Linked DNA regions of Homo sapiens: region 1 is linked to region 2. Evidence: read pairs that join two places in POLR2A ChIA-PET (ENCODE). Cell type or tissue: endothelial cell of umbilical vein. All regions are shown on one strand. Each heading gives the region's core, and the rest is flanking DNA. Links, peaks and the distances in the headings are about the cores only.

Region 1 (2,923 bases), core at 312-2,811, 1.1 Mb before region 2:
TAATGTATCCTTTGTCATCTCTGATTTTATTTATTTGGATCTTTCTCTTTTTTTCTTAGGTAGTCTGGCTAAATGTTTGCCTATTTTGTTTAACTTTTCAAAAAACAACTTTTTGTTTCATTGATCTTTTATACTGTTTTCTTCATTTCAAATTCCTTTATTTCTGCTCTGATCTTTATTATTTATTTTCTTCTACTAATTTTGAATTCAGTTTGCTCTTGCTTTTCTAGTTCTTTAAGATGCATCATTGGGTTGTTTATTTGAATTTTTTCTTATTTTTCAATGTAGGCACTTACAGCTATAAACTTCCCCCTTAGTATTGCTTTTGCTATATCCCATAGATTTTGGTATGTTGGGTTCTTATTATCATTTATTTCAAGACATTTTTCAATTTCCTTCTTAATTTCTTCATTGAGCATCTCCTCCGAGCCACAGGTCACCCAGTCTACATCATTTCTCATCTGTCAATCACACCACCTCTTAGCTCTTGTGTCAGTCTCCAGGACAACCATACTTCAGCCCCATTTCCTTCTGATATGCTCTGCTTAGCCCAGTGATTCTTCTAGGCAGCTAGTTCTCCTAAATTACTACATTGCTCACAAACACTTAATGGCTCCCATTGCCACATAAAATCCAAACTCCTCTGAGTAGTCCATGAAGCCCTCTGTGATCTCATCCTCATCTCTTGCCACATGCTTATGGCATCCTAAGCTAATCACCAAATACATCATGCTGTTTCGTGTCTTCATACCTCTTATCATGCTGCTCTCTCTGCCCAGAAAAGGAACATCCTTCCTCACCTACCTTCCAAAACTGAAAACCTCTTAGTCCTCTTTCAAGAATCTGCTCAAGCCTGACCTCACCAGCTAGACTTGCCACCTTCTTCCTTTCTGCCCCCACTTTTCCTCTTTCTCTTATTTGCCATTGTATCTATCACACTGAATGGCTTTTGTTTATTTCTGCCTTAACTCCTAGACCATGAGCTCTTTGATAGTAGGAATCAAGTCGTGTTTACCTATGAGTTCTTAGTACCATGCCAAATGCCTGGCACATAGTGGGTGCTCTATAAACATTTATTATGTTGATCTTTCCTAATTCTTTTAGGGACTCTTTTGACAAGAACCTCACTTAAAACTAAATCAGCTTGAAAAGACCAATATCAAAAGATTTATTCCTGCTTTAATTGGTTAGAGTATAATTTCACATTCCAGGAACCCCTGAAATATCTTTTTTTTTCATATTTTTTTCTTAGAAAGTCATTTCATTTTGCCAGTTGGAACAAGCCTAGAAGTTTGGTGTTTTGTTTTGAAACTGAAAATTGCTTTAAGAGGCACTTTGTGCACTTGGACGTGGTTGAGAAGAGACCCACAGAGATGATTAAAGGCTGAAAAACAGACTAAGAAAACTGGAAGAGAAAGCTAAAGGCAATTTAGTAATCAACGTCAAGCATATGAAAGGTTGTTATTACCAAGGAGGGTGACAAGCCCATGCTGTTCATACCCTCTAAGGGGAGAGCAACAGGAAATGAGGCAAGTTGCAGCATAGATGACTTCGGTTAGATAAAGAGGAACTTACTTGGCAGAAAACATTGCTACAAACTGAAGGGTCCAACAGGAATGATGCTTGGTCCCTCCTTCTCCAGAGGTATGTAAACAGGAAAAGTTTCCAACTGCCTGGAATGTTCCCTGTGCAATATTGCCTAAACTAGGGAATAGAATTAACAGTTTTGAGGGACAGTCTCCAGAAAAGACATAGATTTTTGGCACCCAGGACACAGGTGACCTGACAAAGTCCTTCCAACTCCAAAAATCTTGGAGAAAGTATTTCAGAGGAACTGAATTCAACAGTCACATCTTTTCACTACACATTTACTAAGCCTCTTTTCGAAGCCACGCCAGGTTAGATACCATCCCAATTACTAAGGCATAGTTTATGCTAATAGAGGAAAGAGCTGATTACCACATATTCTTTAGAGGCCTATCAGGCATCAGCTCTCCGAATTCTGTCTCACTCATACATGTGCACACATATACAACTACAAAGCAACCGCCAAAGCTACTTGCATTTCCTCTGAGTGACACCGACCCCTAGCTGCTCTAACCTCCAAACCTTTGCATGTGGTATTTCCTCTACCTCTAATTCCCTTCCCCCACTTCCTTACTTTGTAAATCCCTTCTTGTCCCTAAAGATACTGCTCAGGCATTACCTCCTCCAAGCTGCCCTCTTGCCACAGCTACTATTCCCTTCACCCCAACTCTAGATTATGATACTCTTTCATGATCCCTGGCTGAAAGCATTAGGAACTGAATCAAAATAATCCAAAAGAGAACTTGTTGGAAGTATAATGTATCAGCAGCTCAATAGCAGATAGAGGAACAAGCTTGCAAATGCCCAAGATTTAGGGGAGTTAAAGCCAAGAACCAGAACCAATAATCCAAAAGAGAACTTGTTGGAAGTATAATGTATCAGCGGCTCAATAGCAGATAGAGGAACAAGCTTGCAAATGCCCAAGATTTAGGGGAGTTAAAACCAAGAACCAGAGGGTATAATTGTCTTATATTTGAAAGCATCAGGACTGGATGTTTCTACCTCACTTCAGTTCAGAATGCCCTGAATATACTCTCTCCATCCTAGTATCAACATCCTAAAAGAGGGTCTCATCGGCCAACCTTGGGTCTCATGACTAGTCTGAACTAGCCTGTGACTGTGCTAGGGTGGGAGAGGAAGATCACTCTTTTCAGTTTGTCTAGTGAGCATTGGTCACTAGAAATTATCATCCCACTTAAATTCACACAAAGGAGGAGAGGTGATTCCCCCCAAAAAGAAATTGTAATAAAATAGGAGAGGCAAGGTAAGCTAAGCAGCTCTCTCTTACGTTCATTACATTGTGGTATGATCCTTGGTTTTCCTGTCTGTGTTCTTA
Region 2 (2,923 bases), core at 286-2,785:
CAAACCTTTACGTAATCCTCTTTTAATCAATAGAATATGGCAAAAGTGAAAGGATTTTCCAGATATGATTAAATCTCTAATCTATTGTCTTTAAGTTAATCAAATGGAGATTATCCTGCATAGGTCTAACCTATTTGGATGAATGACCTTGAAGAAGCAAGCAACCATGAATTCTACAGTTGCAAGGAAATAAATTCTGTCAGAAGCATCTTGGAAGAATACCTGAGCTCCTTAAATCAGTGAAGCTTAGCCTTAATTTAGCCCTGTGTAACCCTCAACAGAGAACCCTCTTAAGCTGTGTCTGAAATCTTGATTCATGAAAAACATAAGATAATAAATATATGCTGTTTTATGCCATTTAACGTGTGGTAATTTATTAAATAGCAGTAAAAAACTAATACAGGGTCTTTCCTGAAGTTGTAGTCAAGGCATCAGCTCAGACCAAAGACATCTGAAATCTTGACCAGGTTGATGGACTCTCTTCCAAAACAGCCTACTTAATGTGACTATTGGCTCAAGGCCTCAGTTCCGTGCCATGTGAACCTCTCCCTTGGGCTTCTTGAGTGTCCTCAGTACATAAAAGTAAGTTTCTACCTTTCCATAACTGCCTCATTTACACTGTGACATGGTAGCATGGTATCCTCCAAAGTGAGTGATGAGGGTTGGGGAGGAGAAAGAAAGGTTGAATATGTGCAACATAGAACTCACAATTGCTTTATAAACTATCTTGGAAGTAATGTCTTATCCTTCTAAAGTTAAATTTGCCAGAAATGAATCACTAAGTCTATCCTACACTAAGGGAGGGGGTACAAAGCTCCAATTGTCAAGGAGAAATATCAAAGAATCCATGGATATATCTTAAAAACTATTGTAGGAAAGGTTGATATTTGAGTCTGTAAAATAAAATGACTATAGACAGATTAAAAGAGAAAAGGCATACGAATTTATTGCATGCACATGTGTGCACACAGGAGTCACAAAAAATATGAAACTCAAAGAAGAGCCAGATGACTGAAATTTTAGTTTCATAGAGAAAGGAAAAGAGGGTTGAAGCATGGTGACAGGTTATGGAAAGGGGAGGGGAGGAAAGGCATGGTGAGCAAAGGCTTTGTTGTGATGCAGATGAAGCTTCATGGGTAGCAGTCCTGAGGAAGAATAGATGGGAGCCCATAGTAAAATGTTCTCTGTCAAACTTCCAAAAGTTTCAGACTTTTAGTCTCCTTTTCTGTTAATCACTTCCTAGATTCATATAAGGCAAATAAGGGTGGGGGGTGGGGTCAGATAAAGCCTATTTGCGTCTGCTGTTTATTTCACTAATGTAGATTTCCTTTACAGATGCAAATCTCTTCCACAAAAGGACAGCTTTTCATAGCTATTCCTGTGTCTGCAACCCCTCTAAATAGCCATCTCAAAATATACCAAAGAAACATATTTTGCTGTGGCATATTTTGGTTTCCTTCACCACTAAACTAATATTTAGATTTTGGCTCTTTAAATTTCATACAGGTCTTGGAGTAGTAGCCATTTTAGCACTATATTTTAATTCTAAAATTAGTAAGATTGAGATCCAGCAGCATTTTTTTCATTATCTAGAGACTTTGTTTCCTAAACAATTCACTTATATACATATGTTTTTCTGTGTGTTCATAAAGCATGGTATTTTTTTTCTTTCATTCTTATATATTCTTTATATTACTTTGACCCAAGTAGGTTCTAATCAAGAAATGTTCCCATCTCAAGTGACTCACTTGGCAGGCAAGACAAGTTTACTACCAATAATAATAGGAAGACAGTAGGGTATCAGCAAGAGGATGAAGTTGGAAATATGAGTTGTTTCATAATTTTTTAAGCTACAGAAATTAAAAATATCACTCAAAAATCAAGATGCTCTGCCTTTTCATTAATTAGTGACTAAACTTTACCAGATCCATTAATTTTTATAGAAGAAAAATTTATAGACATTATAGTATTGTATAAATATATTCATTGGGTTAAAATAAAACATATTACTTGAGTGAGAAAATCGCTGGTTTAATTTCCTTAAACTATGTCTTCACATTAGGAAATTAAATATTTCTGTCCCTCAGAGTTCAAGGTATGTGACATTACAGAAATTAATTCATTGTTTTATCTCAGTGCAGAACTTTATGTCTCTAGAATATAAAACAGTGTGATTTCAACAGTAGTTGTGAGAATGCAGGAGCTGCTATTTAGCTTTGGATGCCGGTTTGTTTTCCCTGCATGAATTCATTCATTTATTCATTCAGAAAATAATATATAACAAGTATCTAAGTAAGGCAATAAGAAAGGCACTAGGGATATTTATATGACATATACTGCTTCTTCCTTCAAATACTGTGGTCATGGTGCAATAAGAGCATAAGAGGAGTGCCTTCATCTACCTATGTGAATCAGGAAAGGGTTGGCCAGGGTATTAGCACTTGAAATAAGTCTTAGATGCAGAGAAAATATTTTATAAGCAAATCAATGCTGGAAGAGCATTCAAGGAGAGGGAAGGCAGTGAGCGAAGTTGAGAAAGAGGAAGAGAGAAGGAAATGCAAATAGAAATTGTCAGAGCAAAATATTGGGAAATCTGATCAGAAACCCAGTTAAATACCAAGTCAAAGTCAATCTTCAGATATCACAAAAGAGGTAAAATTTTTGTATTGCTAGTGCTTATTTGGGAATTAAAAAATGGCATGATCTTACTTTTCTAAAGAGCCTGGAGTTATTGTGCTATTTTATGAAGAAGGGCTACTCCATAGCCAGTCAGCATATTACATTAAGTTAGAGTCCAATAAAATAGAAATGACTGAGTACATATCAAATTAAAGAAGAGTTGTTAATACTTTAGATAAATGAGCTTAACTATGCAGTAGACATCTTCTTTCTTTGATATGACAATACACTTATTTATTATGGT

Evidence for each region. Peaks named below come from ENCODE experiments on the same cell type or tissue, not always from the same donor. Only the 100,000 strongest peaks of a DNase experiment are listed, where the experiment ranks them.
Region 1: POLR2A ChIA-PET joins it to region 2 with 7 read pairs; 1 of 35 experiments calls an interaction of 5 or more read pairs at or near these places.

The regions. Positions count from the first base shown.
Region 1 is chr12:89,243,229-89,246,151 of GRCh38, forward strand. No RefSeq gene overlaps it. Among named protein-coding and RNA genes, the nearest start is that of DUSP6, 110 kb to the right of the region's middle. In endothelial cell of umbilical vein, for the core only: no CTCF peak of the experiment used is centred there; a DNase peak (open chromatin) is centred at 1,533.
Region 2 is chr12:90,320,471-90,323,393 of GRCh38, forward strand. No RefSeq gene overlaps it. Among named protein-coding and RNA genes, the nearest start is that of LINC02392, 29 kb to the left of the region's middle. In endothelial cell of umbilical vein, for the core only: no CTCF peak of the experiment used is centred there; DNase peaks (open chromatin) are centred at 1,281 and 1,721; H3K27ac peaks cover 539 bases.